Regions from separate parts of the Homo sapiens genome. Here regions 1, 2 and 3 are each linked to region 4. Evidence: chromatin contacts called from ENCODE Hi-C or POLR2A ChIA-PET data. All regions are on one chromosome and are shown on one strand. Each heading gives the region's core, a stretch centred on a gene start or an enhancer-like site at or near the end of the contact. The rest is flanking DNA. Distances are from core to core; before and after follow the strand shown.

Region 1 (3,511 bases), core at 420-2,919, 320 kb before region 4:
CCATTTTAAAATTCCAGAGAACTAATTACAAATTTCTAAAGATAGATCTTAGAAATATTTTATGTTTATGAAAAGGTCATTTTTAAAACTACTATATCTTATCACTGTTTTAATTAGTCTAGTAAGCAAGTCTCAGATCTATATTAAAATATGTTTGTAACACCGAATATCTGATTTAAGAATGTAAGAAAATACAATTAAACTGCTTATCTGGCCAGAGAGGATTTTGGAGACATGCCTCTACAACAACATCACACAACTTTTTACTTTGAAACCGCTCCAATACTTAAATTATAAGTAATAGCCTGGGAAATAGCTTGCGAAAACGACTCCGTGGTAGTTGTAAAGAGAAGTAGGTGTGAGACCACCCCTAATCCCTGAGGCCCCCCTCTCCTTACACACACCATGTCAACCAACAGTGATCTACCCTTTTTAATGTTGTTTATTCACTTCTAAACAATCAACTAAAGCTGCTCCTGAATAGTGAGAACCCAATCAAAAGTGGTATTTATCAGAAGCAATCACACCGGCTATTATCAGGCCAGAAATCTTCGGTACACCCTTCTAAAGTGGCAGCTTGAAAACTCAGCTCTGTTGGTCCTGCTGACTTCCAACACACCCCACGAACGCTCCAATGCAAACCCGATAGAAAGGAAAGCCAAGAACCTACTTCGTTTAATTCTACGGTGTGGTTAAATTATGCATTAAGGCCAATAAAATTTCCATCCTTACTCGTTTTCTTTAACAGAGTTCAAATGCTACTAGTTCAAATGCTCTAACTGGTTACTATTAAAACAAGGAAATTACAGATTTTTTTTTATTCGAAGGTATTCTATAGATTTCAGGAAAGAGTTTTCTTAACGTTTTATGTTTACTTACTCTTTTTGCAGCAACTACCAATTTCTATGGTAAATCGACCAGTTGGTGCCCAAAAGTTCACTAATTTAAGCACGGTCAAGGCAGGTATTTGCCATAAACTGCCTGGTTTAGGTAGGACGCGCCCGACTCCAAGTGATTGCAATCAGCCTCGGAATGAATTCCACGGGGATTCGGGCTTTGATTCACAATTTGTTACTCACATTCAGAGTGGTAAGAAGTCGCTGGACTCTAGTATAGTTTTTATCTTAAAAAAAAAAAAAGACTCAGGAGTGAGGCTCTTAACGCTTTACTCTCATTTGAAGACCTTCCGACAAAAAAGCAGCAACTCCTCAAGCCGAGTTTCTGGTTTCTTGAGCATCGACGCCGCGTCCCCGCAGCGCCCACAGGTCCCGCAAGCCCCCAGCCCGCCTCCTGCCCAAAACAAAGGACGTCACCCCCAGACCTCTGGACACAGAAGCCCCACACGCACGCACACGCACCCCTCCCTGTCACCTCCCTCCGAGAGCCCCTCAAACGCCTCAGAACCCGCGTCGCGGAAGCGCTCACCTCCCGCGGGCGGGCGGGTCCCGGGTACGCGGTGAAGGTGCAGCGGCGGCCGCCTCGGGCGACAGACGGGTGGTCACGGCCCCTCCCCAAGGCAGGGGCACCGCAGGAGGCCGGCGCGCCCCCTGCTCCCGCCCCCGGCAGGTCACGTGGGCCAGAGCTCGTAGCGCCCCTCGCTTTCCCGGAGCGTCCCTCCGCCACCTAGGGGTCCCGCCGCTCCGCCGGTCTCAACACCGCCCTCCTCTGCGCCTGCGCCCCGGCTCCAGGCGCTCTCATTCAAACCGACAACGCCCCGCGTCTTTCGGACCGGCCAATGGCGGGCGGCGCAGCGGGGCGGGGCGGGGCGCTGGTTGCCCCCCTCTTCGCAGTCCTGGGGAACCGTCTGCGTGTCAAGGTGACAGGGGGCTTGGGAGCTTGGTCCTCCTCTGCTCCGGGACGTGTCCTCAACCCTCAGACTGAAGTTTCTTTCCTGTCCTCTTCTTTCTTCTTCAGACACTAAAAAGTAGAGCAATAAATATTGTCTAGAGTTGGCCGGGCGCTGTGACGGACGGCTATAATCCCAGCACTTTGGGAGGCCGAGGCGGGCGGATCACCTGAGGTCGGGAGTTCGAGACCAGCCTGACCAACATGGAGAAACCCCGTCTCTACTAAAAATACAAAATTAGCTGGGAGTGGTGGCGCATGCCTTTAATCCCAGCTACTCAGGAGGCTGAGGCAGGAGAATCGCTTGAATCCGGGAGGCGGAGGTTGCCGTGAGTGGAGATCGCACCATTGCACTCCAGCCTGGGCAACAAGAGCGAAATTCCATCTCAAAAACAAAACAAAACAAACAAACAAAAAACATCGTACAGAGTTCAGATAGAGGCTGGCCTAGATCCCTTTAAAAAAGGAGCGCAAAACCAGCGCCGCCTTTTTGGAAGACTTGGTGCTGCGCTACAGAATGAGTGTCCCAAGCGGCAGATGCGGGATATAGAAGAAAAAGAGGCCTCTGTGGAAGGAACAGAGGGACCGTGTGAAAGTCTGAACAAGGCAGCCTCAGTTCTTGAGGCTGTGCCCAACCCTGGCGTTTCCAGCTGTTGGAAAAGCAAACTTCTGTTGACTACAGAATCGCTGGTTCCCAGGAAAATTGGGTGGCAGTTTTACTCAGTTTCACTCAGTTTCAGCGCCTACATTCTAAAGACACTGGGAAGAATAAGTTTTATTTCCATTCACCTCTCCTCCATGTCAAGGTGACCCCAAAATAGTAGTCACCTTATAGTTTGTTCTTCACAAAATACCGGCCGGGCGCGGTGGTTCACATCTGTAATACCAGCAACTTTGGGAGGCCGAGGCGGGGGGATCACCTGAGTTGGAGACCAGCCTGGTCAAAATGGTGAAACCCCGTCTCTACTAAAAATACAAAAATTAGCCGTGCCTGGTGGTGGGCGCCTGCAATCCCAGCTATTCGGGAGGCTGAGGCAGGAGAATTGCTTGAACCCAGGAGGCGGAGGTTGCAGTGAGCCGAGATCGCGCCACTGCACTCCAGCCTCGGCGACAGAGCGAGACTCCGTCTCAAACAACAACAAAAACCAAAATACCAAGACCAGAGTCTCTCTGGGGTAAAGCATCTGATGAATTTACTTAGATTATTTTTCAAATAGATATTTCTCTTCTGAAATGAAGTTTAAATGTTTCTACAGGGTAAAGGCTATGTTAAAGAAAACTCCGGGTTCAGTATCTCCGTGAATGATGGCCATAACCAGTGATCCAAGCAACATTTCCCATTAGGTGCATGTTATGGCAAATTGCTTAAAGGAACAGCTTTATCATCAAACTAGACCTGGGTTTGAGTTCCAATTCTGCTACTTACTTGCTGATTGACCTTGAATGAGTTATCTTCTTTAGTCTTAGTTTCCCCACCTGTAAAACATAATAAAGCCTCTTCTAATAAGGGTTGCTATGATGCTTCTGTGAGGTAAGGTTGTTAAGTGGTTGACATAGGGCCTGACACATAGAAACTGCTCCATACTTGATACCTATTATCGTTACAACCATCTTTAATATCAGGTTCTTGTAAATAACAATGGAATTGGTTGGCTGTACTGTTTCA
Region 2 (3,184 bases), core at 390-2,889, 340 kb before region 4:
AAAAATGTAGGGAAGCTTACAGCCATAATGTGCAACATTTTAAGGATGACATCTATGATGAAGAGCAATTATAGGAAATAGCTGGGAACACTTTATTAAACTATTCAGATAGGTTTCTGCCCAGGGTCAAGCACAGAGTTAATCTTGGAACCCCTATAGTTAAGTAGTTCTATGAAATTCTATTGGTAAAAGACTAAATTACTCTAAATAACAGACCAACCATTGACATTTCTTGCTTTTGCCACTAAGTGGCACTGGTCTGCAACTTAAATGAAAGCTGCAGATTACTACTAATATAACACTGTAACATTTAAGCAACTGAATTGATGATTTTGCTAGTTCATAACTTTAAAATCTTTGCCAAACTTAAAAACTTACTACTGAATAAAGAACGTACAGCAGATCCACGGCTTAGATGGGCCTACATGACTGCCCATATCAGCCCCTACTCACTCATAAAAATCCACGGCTGCCTGCAGAGCATCTCTCACTTCTTCTGGAAATTCTCCTACATCCTGGGGACCAGGGCAACCAAAACTTTTCCCTTTGGCATGATACACATTCCCAAGATTGTAAAGTGCTCTTGCTTCTCCCACCTAAATGAAGACATCAGCAAAGTTTACATTTTGAAAACAGAGGTCAGGTTTATCATATATATTTGTAATATCCTTAGTATTACGGACAAGGGAAAAAAATTTTTATATTGGCTCTCCATACAGAACCAATCAAATAATTACTTATGAAAGACCTCTTACTATTTCCTTCTTTTTCTCCATTAAATTTTTTTTCTTTTACTTCTATTAGTCTATAAATGTTTTCTTTTTTGGTATTAATTTTAAAATAAACTATAGAATAATTAAATAGTATTAAAATGCAAAGCCCTTTGAATGAAAATATTAGGCCTACCATCTAATGCTGCGGTATTACCTTGTCATTAAGCTCTCTGGAAATATCTAGGTGTCGCTGACAACAAACTATGGCTTCGTCAAAATTCCCAAGAACTTTTAAGGTGTTTCCCAGATTACCACTAGCTTTCGCTTCCCCCAGCTGGTCTCCAATAGTCCTGAAAAAAACAAAAAACAAAAAACAAAAAACCAAATGGTATTAAAATACAAATGGTGTTAAAATATAAAGTAGCCAGAGTACAGTTTTCCAAGAGGACAAACTGACATGCTTAAGGTAAGAAAAACCCATTGGCTTTGAAACCTACTTTAAATAAATATTTAAAACTTACATTTCTGGATTTGAATGTAATTAGTTTTCATCCATTTAATTAAACTCTAGGGTCAATTCACTACTATTCATTCAATTAAACTGTGTTCAGCCTAAAGGTTAGTTTTGAAAAGCGATGTTACTGAAGTAGAACTCATTAAATGTATTAAGTTAGTTTTTGTTAATTGAATAGAAATATTTTTTAAAGTAATAGCTAATTTCAGAAGGAAGAATATTTAAAAGCTTAAATTAATTACCTTGCAAGGGTTAAATCATGATGGTGATATTCTAATGCTTTGGCATAATCATGCAAATAGAAATAAGCATTGCCCAACTGGCTGTAAATAGCGCTAAGTGTTTTTAGGTCTTCAGTTCCAACTTGAACTGCAGCTTCAAAGAATGACACGCCAGCGCGGCAGTCTCCTGATTTACATAGACGTTCCCCTTCCAAGGCCAGCTCTAGGCAAGAAGCTTCCATTCTACAAAATTATACAGGACAGACATTTAAACATAACATTACAGCTGCATCACAGTATTTTTAACTTCCCGTAATATAATTTAAGCGGCTACTCTTGTTCAGGGCAGCTGCCTCTATAACTGAAGTTTATATACATTCCTGATAAAACAGTAAGCAGTTATTTGTAGCAAGAGGTAATTTGCCTATTCGAATTTCTCTGAGCCTGCTCAGAGAGGTCAGGATAGCTAAATATCTTTATGTGGAGCTCATTTTAATTGGCCCAGAGCAATCCACGTTACTAGTGAAAGAGCCTAAAGCAGTATTTCCCAAACAATTCTGAGTTGTAACAGACCTCTGGACTTCCTTAGAGTCTGAGAAGATGAGTATGTAGGAAAGTGAGGCCCTACAATTATTAATATTGTTCTCTACCCAGGTATCCAAGTAATCTAGTCACCTGTTCATCAGCCCCTCTGACCATCCAGCCATCCATCCCTCGCTCTCTCTCTCATACACACACAACACACACTCACTCTCCTTCCTCTTCTTACCACCACATGTCCACTTATACCCTAGAAAAATAGAGGAACAAAATATTCTTGATCTGTAAGACACATTTTCACAAGAGAACTAGGTGTCAAGAAACTAAGTTAGAAAACAATGATTCAAAAATTTGCAGAAATACTAATTTTGAAAGTCTGTCCCTGAATTGAAAAAGAAGGATTAAGTCACTGTAAACATATCTGGGAGAAAAAAACACTGATACTTTGGATTCAAATCCTAAATTTTAGAGGGTGCCCTTCACCAAAGTTGCCATTGTGTTTCTTCAGCATCTTCATGATTTCTGCCATATGTAGGAACTACCTATTCGTTTAATTATTTCTGTAATTTGGCAAATTTCCTTTAAATTGGCACACTATCTTTAACTTATCATTTTAAAAAAATGGAGCTTCATCCAAAGCAGTACTCATGAAACTGTGAATTTGATACGATACTTATATGTATATTCTAATACAACGGTCTCCAATCTTTTTGGCACCAGGGGCCGGTTTTGTGGAAGACAATTTTTCCATGGACGGGTGGCAGGGGATTGTTTTGGGATGATTCAAGTGCATTACATTTATTGTGTACTTTATTCCTCTTGTTACTATACATTCACCATAATGTACAATCAGTGGGAGCCCTGAGCTTGTTTTCCTGCAACTAGATGGTCTCCTCTGGGTGTGACTGGAGACAGTGACAGATCATCAGGCATTAAACTCTCATAAGGAATGTGCAATCTGGATCCCTCGAATGTGCAGTTCACAATAGGGTTTGCACTCCTATGAGAATCTAATGGTACTGCTGATCTGACAGGAGGCGGAGCTCAGGTGAAAATGCTCACTCGTCCTGCCCACCTGCAGCTTACCTCCTAACAGGCTACAACAGTACTGGTCTGTGGCCCAGGGGTTGGGAACCCCGTTCTAATACACATTAAACAAATATGAAATTATTAAAATCTAAAAGTGAGTAAAGTTA
Region 3 (3,422 bases), core at 118-2,617, 480 kb after region 4:
AGAGACCTAGGCAGGTGGATCACCTGAGGTCAGGACTTCAAGACCAGCCCGGCCAATGTGATGAAACCCGTGTCTACTAAAACTACAAAAATTAGCTGGGCGTGGTGGCAGCCACCTGCAATCCCAGCTACTTGGGAGGCTGAGGCAGGAGAATTGCTTGAACCCAGGTGGCGAAGGTTGCAGTGAGCTGAGACTGTGCCACTGCACTCCAGCCTGGGAGACAGAGTGAGACTCCATCTCAAAAAACAAATAATAATAATATTTTTATTATAATTATATATATAATATTTTTATTATAATTATATATATCATAATAATATTTCATTCCCTGAAGGGAGAAAAGGCACTGACATAGGTAACTTTGGAAATGAATGGGGTGTATAAGGCTAAAGGCACATTAAGTAGTGTATTTTATTTTAAAAAGTTGTTTCTCATGGAAGTATTAACAATTCTGATACTGCTATACATGTCTGCTGGAATTGAACAATTAATTTTTTGTAAAAGAATTTGCAGATGGTGGGAGCCAGGTTCCTTACTGTTTGAGTGGGAGATGATAGGTAAGTGAGAGAATGATCCATGTGGTAATGGAGTAGAGTTGATGACATCGGTAAGAACTCATGTTTAACTTAAAGTAGATACAGGTGTTTCCAAGCTGTATATTTACACACACAGCTTCTTATATGCACATGTATTTCTTTGCTCTGTGAGCTGACAAGGTGTAAAAGAAATGACATCCAGTAGTAAGGAGCACACCAAGCACTCAAATCTTGGTTTCTTATACTATTCTTCAATAAAAGGCGCCAGGGCTATTTGGAGAAATGGTTGATTCTAGGACTGGGGCAGTGACTACATGAAATGACTGTAGAGCATTTTGTAGTGCCAGAAGGTAAGTAAATACTCAACACACACACACACACACAGACACACACACACACACACACAGATGGGGTACGTCAAAAGTGTACATGAGCTAACTGAAAGAGCTCCCACTGGCCAAAGCTAGCATATTTTGAGAAACAACATAAATAAAGTCACTTTAGAGTATAACCCAAAGTATAAAATAAATATCTATGAGTCCATACTGACATAAAGAAATTATTGAATAAAGCAATAAATTATAGAGAGGAGATAAATCTCCTATGCAGGAAAACTCCAAATTATGTAGATTACATCCTAATGGAGGGGGAGCATAACTCCCCATTCCTTAGGTGTGGGCTGCATATAGTGACTTCCTTCCAATGAATACGTTATGAAAAGGGGAAATGAAAGAGTAACGTTACGACGTAGAAATCTGTCTAATACTACTGAAGCCAAATGCTCAAGGTCAACCACACCCATAAGTCATGTGACAACATGTACCCTTTATAGACTATGATGACAGTGGTTCTTTACCTCTGTGATCCTCCTTCCCCAAACTCATAACTCGAGACTAATACATCAGACAAATTCCAATATAGGGCAATTCTACAAAACACTTGAATATTACAGTACTCCTTAAAACTGTCAAGATCACCAAAAACAAGGGAAGTCTGAGAAATGGTCACAGCCAAGAGCAGCATAAGGAGACATATTAACTAAACACACAATATGGGATCCTGAATTGGATTCTAGAACAGAAAAAAGGCATTAGGTAAAATCTAAGGAAATTGAAGTAAACTATTGCCTTTTGTTAATAATAATATATTAATATCGGTTCCTTAATTGCAACAAAGGTACCATACTAATGTAAGATGTTAATAGGGGAAACTCTATGTGTGTGTGTGGATAACCTTCTGTATTATTGCCTTAATTTTCTGTAAGTCTAAAACTGTTCTAAAAAATAAAGTCTATTAATAAAAACACCAACTTTAAAAATACACATTTCCAGATCCACCACCCAGGTAATTCTGATGATATACATCAAAGCATGAAAACTACTTACCTAAAAAATGCTTCAAAAGCAGGAGAAGGGTTAAATTTCAGACCTGTTACTGGACCAATAATTTTTAAAAATCTATAAAGCAACCACAGCAAATATAACATATTGGTAAAATTTTCTGGAATTCTGTATTTATGATTTTTTTTTTGACATCTGTGTCCTCAGCTGAGTGGGTCAGGTGCAAGAAGCTGTCTGACACTGGAAGGCCAAGTAGACACTGGAAGGCAAAGCCCTGTGGAGAGGAGGTGAGGGAAACGTGTGGGTTCCAAATCTCCTGCGGTTGCCTATTTCTTCCTACAATTTAGGGGTTATACACAGCTAGTGGGATTATTTGTTACTGTATGAGATTTGTTTTAAAAACTGTCATGAACAGTATGTAATAATAAAAATACTCCTGACTTCCAGAAGTCAACAATTTTCATTTTTCTTCACTGGCTATTGATTATTGAATGACAAGATAATAAAAACAAAAGCTATTGGAAGAAATAATTGGCTAAGCATCCTCTCTTCCCTTGGATAAAAGCAACCTATACTTTATTCCTCTGAAGTTTAGTAATGGAAGACGATCATCTAAAACTCATTCTTTAAAAACAACAACAACAACAACAAAACAAGCAAATAGGTAAGCTGTGTTAAAACTGTAGGATAGATAAGCATGGGTCCTTAAGGATGGAAACATCTGACTTATGAATGCCTTATCCATACAAAGGTCAACCTATGCTTATCACCAAATCTAAAAGACAGATGTCCCCAAGACAGGGAGTTCTATCCTCTTGCAAACCACGTGGCCTGTGGCCAATAAGCCTCCACAGCAGTGATTCTCAAAGTGTAGTTCCAGGACTGGCTGCCTTAGCATCACCTGGAAACTTGTTAGAAATGCAAATGCTGGGGTCCCATCTCTACCTTAACCACTTCTGGAACTCTGGAGTGGGGTCCAAAATGTGTGGGATAACATCCCCTCCAGGTAATTCTGATGCACTAGAGAACCACCAATCTAACAGATGGGAGTGAAATCCTCTCTGTATCATGAATTCCCTTCTTTCATATACTCCAGACACTGTCACCAAAGTAACAAAGAGAGTTCTAGAGGATCAGGAAAGAAGGTTATTTTCTCTTTGCCTGGAAACAATTTTTTTCACTCAAAGAATGCTTTATAAATAGAGAATAGATAGGGATCTTAGTAAGGTCCACATAAGTTTCTCTTGTCCACAACATGACTGATAGAGAATCAGATAGGGATCTTAGAAAGGTCCACAGAAGTTTCTCTTATCCACAGCATGACTGAAGTACTCATACCGATCTGATCACCATTTAGAAGGTTTGGGATCTTAGAGTTGTGGCATGTCTGTTTGCCATATCAGTAACGCTATCCCTTCTACAGGTTTGTTTGCAACAAGGGAAGTTTTGTTATAGGTGACAAAAATTCAAAGGTAAAAGGAAATCACATTTCCTCAATTTTAAGATGAGTAGTTGTTAATAAGCTAATATCTCTGAAATAAAGATG
Region 4 (3,395 bases), core at 321-2,820:
TCGGCAAACTATTAATTTCATATATCCTTTGGTTTAGCCAACTAGACATTTTCTGGCTTCCATAGGCTTCAATATTGCCCCAAAGACAAGTTTCTAGCCCCAATTCCACAATCCAGTGACATTATTTCCTTTATACTATAAATGGGATGACGGAATTTTTTTTAAGTAGAATATTTTTAGGGCAGAAATAAAGCCTAAGACCAGTATATATGGGCAAAATAACATTAACTTTTAACCCTTCTTGATCTCAGGAACTCAAAAGTTCATTTAAAAAATTGTTTTCTCTCTCTATGTATATATTTTAAAGAAAGCACCTTAGGGTACATCTGTCAACCTGTGAGTAGCTCTGAAATTACTCAAGAAACACTGCCACACCTATTATTAATGCCACACCTATTATTTAATAGCTTCATTCTGTAACCTGCTAATGCCTCTCTCTGGGAGTGCCCAGGGGCTCATTTTAAAATGAGGGCAGGGCCTGGGCTCCCCATCTGGCTCTAAGCCCTCCCACAAGGAGACCTACTAGTGGCCACTTCAAGACTAATTCATCCAGCATTAGCGCCTAACTGGAGACGCCGCTCTCTGATGAGGCACAGACCGTTGTCTCGTCTGCCAGGAGCACTTGACTCAAGTCAAGCCTGGCCAGGCCTACCCCAGCCTCAGAGTGGGTGGCCAAGTCCCCTTGTAATCTACAAGGGAGAAGGAATTGTGCTAAGCACAGGTTTCTGTTCAGAGCTGGGCTCTTGGAACTCCTGCAGTTTGGGTTATTTTAGTTTTTAACAGCTCAAGTTCTACTTTGCATTTCACAAATATGGAAATGTCTTAAGAGAAAACAGAAGCATCCTCCCTCTCTGGCCATTGCTCCCATTCCTAGAGGATTTGGGAGGGAAGAGCAGATACCAGGCACCATCTGGAGTCAGGAGCGCAGGAACCAAGGCCAGCTGAGAAGAACCCATTTGCAAAGCACTTTGCAGATCAATAAATTCGACTGATTTTAGAGCGGTCCCTAGGGAAAGGCGAGCAAATGGGCCAAGGAGAGATGCTGCCCATCCAACAAGCCCTGGCCAAGCAGAAAGGGGCGAGGCGGCGCGGGAGGCGAGTTACCTGGAGGACTCGGCGGTGAAGCTGCCGCCGTCCAGCAGCCGCATCTTGCAGAAGAGGACCCCATTGACGAAGGGCACTGAGGAGAGCTCCTCGAGCTCGAAGTCCACCTTAAACTTAAACTTCTTCTTCTTCATCATCGTGAGAGCCAGGCGCCTGCAAGCTGGGCGCACGGCCGGGCGCCGCCGCCTCAGCTTGGCCGAGCCCCGGATCAGCCCAGCCCCATGGCCGGGGCCGCGAGCTGTGCGCGGGGGCGCGGCCGGGGGGCGCCGCAGGCCGGCCGCGGCCGGGGCCGCTGCCGCCGCCTCTCGCGGCAGCCTGGGCCGGAACGCGGCGGCAGCTGCGGCGCGGACCCCGACCGCCCGCGGGGAGCGGTCGTGCTGCAGCTCGCCCGGGGAGGTGAGCGCCCTTTTGGTGCTCAGCTCGCCGCCGCCGCCGCCGCCGCCTCCGCCGCCGCTGCCGCCCGTCTGGGAGTCGGGAGAGGCGAGGCTCGAGGAACCGCCGCCTCAGCGCCTCGGGGGTCGGGGGCGCCCCCAGCGGCCGCGGCCTGCAGCGCACGGCGGGGCGGAAGCCGGAGGGAGGGCGGGGACTTTGTGGGCGGGCGCGGGCTTGGCCGCGGACTCTAACCCGCGACGGCAGTTAGCACGTCACGCCTTTCTGGGGTTAAAAAAAGACAAACCCGACAGAGAAAGCTTCCTTCTACCGCTTCCTCTCCGCCTTTCTTTTCAGTTTTTGCACCGCCTCCTTTCTCCCCCACCCCCTCCAGTGGTTTCTTTCCTTTGGGTTTGAGAGCCATGGGTTAATAGAGGCAATTAAAATCTCAGCGTTGTTTTGGTCAAATTGAAATCCTAAAACTAAAATTTCCGTTAGGTACTCTAAATTCACGAGCCTTCAAATATAAAAGGAAGATAAGGTAGGAAAAAGGAAAATGATGTGCTGAGGGACTATCAAGGGCCCAGGCACCGTACTGCTGCAGGCGCTTTCTCTGGGGTATAGCTTATCTAGTTCCTGTCACCCAGGACAAAAGATAAAAGAGCAAAGAAGCAGTTAAAATAATACCCTCCCTTTAAAAATTTGTCTGTCTATACTGAGAACTGAAATGCTTAAAATCAAATTCTGCAGGCAGTCTGGCATGGCTACGCTGTAATCCCAGCTACTCGGGAGGCTGAGGAGGGAGGTTAGCCTGAGCCGGGGAAGCGGAGCTTGCAATGATCGGAGATCGCGCCACTGCACTCTAGCCTGGGCAACAGAACAAGCCCCTGTCTTAAAAACAAAACAAAATCTTCAGAGCAGGCTTAAAAAAAAATCTCCCTAGGGGAATAACAATTACCTGCCTTCTGTAATCATGCATGTATTGTTACAATGAATGTTACAAAGTTGGTTACGTGATGTTCATGTTTTTAAACTGAGTTATTGTCATTTTCACTCAGATTCTGCCACAGTAATTCTGAAAGGGTTTAATTGAAAATATTTTCTTTCTCAGTTTACTCGTTTACTCATTCATTCATATAAAAAAATTGCTTAAAATGTCAATCATCGGCTAGACCCCATAACCAAAAGCCAATAACTGCCCTCAAGAATTTTACAATCTAGTGAGGAAGACATGTTTAGACAGGTCATTAAAAAAACACAACCTAGCACCAAGCTATGTAGAACTCAGAGAAGCAATTAATTGAAGTTAATCAGTTTTCTGAATTTCAAAGGATGAAAATGATTTGGGACAAAGTGGGGTAAGTTGTTCTAGGAGAAATAAATTAAAAAAAAAAAAAGATTCAGAGGCAGGTTCGGGGGTGGGGATTTGGTAATGGATAAAGCTTCTTACCCTGCAGGACAGGGGGCAAAGACAGTGAGATGCATTTGGGGACTTTGAGATTTGTCATTTAGAGCACTGGATGAATGTTAATTTCATTGACTGAACATTGAAAGCAAGAGGAGGGCAGGTTGGGAATGGAAGAGATAATGAGTCTTTATGGGATCTGCTTGCAGTACATCTAGGGAGAGAGAGGCAGCCTTAGCTCATAAAAATGCATTGGCAATTGAAAATATACATTTGGGAATTGAGGTAATCGCTGATGGCTGAAGCCCAAAAGGTGGATAAGGATGAGTTACTCTGAAGAATATTTAAAGGGTAGGCAAAGAGGAGATCGTGAAGGTGCCTAAGAACAAGCAGTCAAGAGAAAAAGGAGATGAAGAAAGAGATGGCCTGGAAGCCCAGACGGTTTTAATCATGTAACATTCGTAGTTACAAAGTTCTATTGTGTGCCAGGCACTATGCTGGGTACTAGAGATGCAAA

The links. A loop is a pair of places that touch in the nucleus more often than their neighbours do. ChIA-PET counts read pairs that join two places held with the same protein, here RNA polymerase II (POLR2A). Pooled maps may share reads with other maps.
Region 1: a map of OCI-LY7 shows a loop between it and region 4 (4-fold over the local background). The contact joins the promoter of GPSM2 here to the promoter of EEIG2 in region 4. A Hi-C loop is called at or near these places in 2 of 168 maps with a recorded cell type or tissue (CD4-positive, alpha-beta T cell and OCI-LY7), 9 of 37 single-sample maps with no recorded cell type and 14 of 50 pooled maps. POLR2A ChIA-PET finds 5 or more read pairs at or near these places in 2 of 52 experiments (WTC11 and activated T-cell).
Region 2: a loop to region 4 is called in a map of CD8-positive, alpha-beta T cell, with 19 times the contacts of the local background. The contact joins the enhancer-like site here to the promoter of EEIG2 in region 4. A Hi-C loop is called at or near these places in 6 of 168 maps with a recorded cell type or tissue (CD4-positive, alpha-beta memory T cell, CD8-positive, alpha-beta T cell, K562 and 3 more), 4 of 37 single-sample maps with no recorded cell type and 14 of 50 pooled maps. POLR2A ChIA-PET finds 5 or more read pairs at or near these places in 2 of 52 experiments (WTC11 and activated T-cell).
Region 3: a loop to region 4 is called in a map of B cell, with 4 times the contacts of the local background. The contact joins the enhancer-like site here to the promoter of EEIG2 in region 4. A Hi-C loop is called at or near these places in 2 of 168 maps with a recorded cell type or tissue (B cell and naive thymus-derived CD4-positive, alpha-beta T cell) and 4 of 50 pooled maps.

What each region holds. Positions count from the first base shown.
Region 1 is chr1:108,875,143-108,878,653 of GRCh38, reverse strand. It overlaps GPSM2 (G protein signaling modulator 2), which reads right to left and starts at 1,669. Exons shown (of 15, transcript NM_013296.5): 1 at 1,426-1,669. RefSeq lists silencers at 1,274-1,343, 1,434-1,833 and an enhancer at 1,914-2,013.
Region 2 is chr1:108,895,371-108,898,554 of GRCh38, reverse strand. GPSM2 (G protein signaling modulator 2) reads right to left here. Exons shown (of 15, transcript NM_013296.5): 3 at 1,470-1,691; 4 at 928-1,063; 5 at 454-596. Among named protein-coding and RNA genes, the nearest start is that of GPSM2, 20 kb to the right of the region's middle. Within about 2 kb of position 1,639, at least 3 of the 41 ENCODE cell types and tissues checked have a DNase peak (open chromatin) inside an H3K27ac peak, as active enhancers do.
Region 3 is chr1:108,073,121-108,076,542 of GRCh38, reverse strand. LINC02785 (long intergenic non-protein coding RNA 2785) reads right to left here. Exons shown (of 4, transcript XR_001738173.3): 4 at 1,152-2,150. Among named protein-coding and RNA genes, the nearest start is that of LINC02785, 10 kb to the right of the region's middle. Within about 2 kb of position 1,367, at least 2 of the 41 ENCODE cell types and tissues checked have a DNase peak (open chromatin) inside an H3K27ac peak, as active enhancers do; they include B cell, where a contact is called at or near this core.
Region 4 is chr1:108,558,275-108,561,669 of GRCh38, reverse strand. It overlaps EEIG2 (EEIG family member 2), which reads right to left and starts at 1,570. Exons shown (of 11, transcript NM_001010883.3): 1 at 1,105-1,570. The coding sequence starts at 1,241. RefSeq lists enhancers at 367-416, 880-979 and a silencer at 1,370-1,909.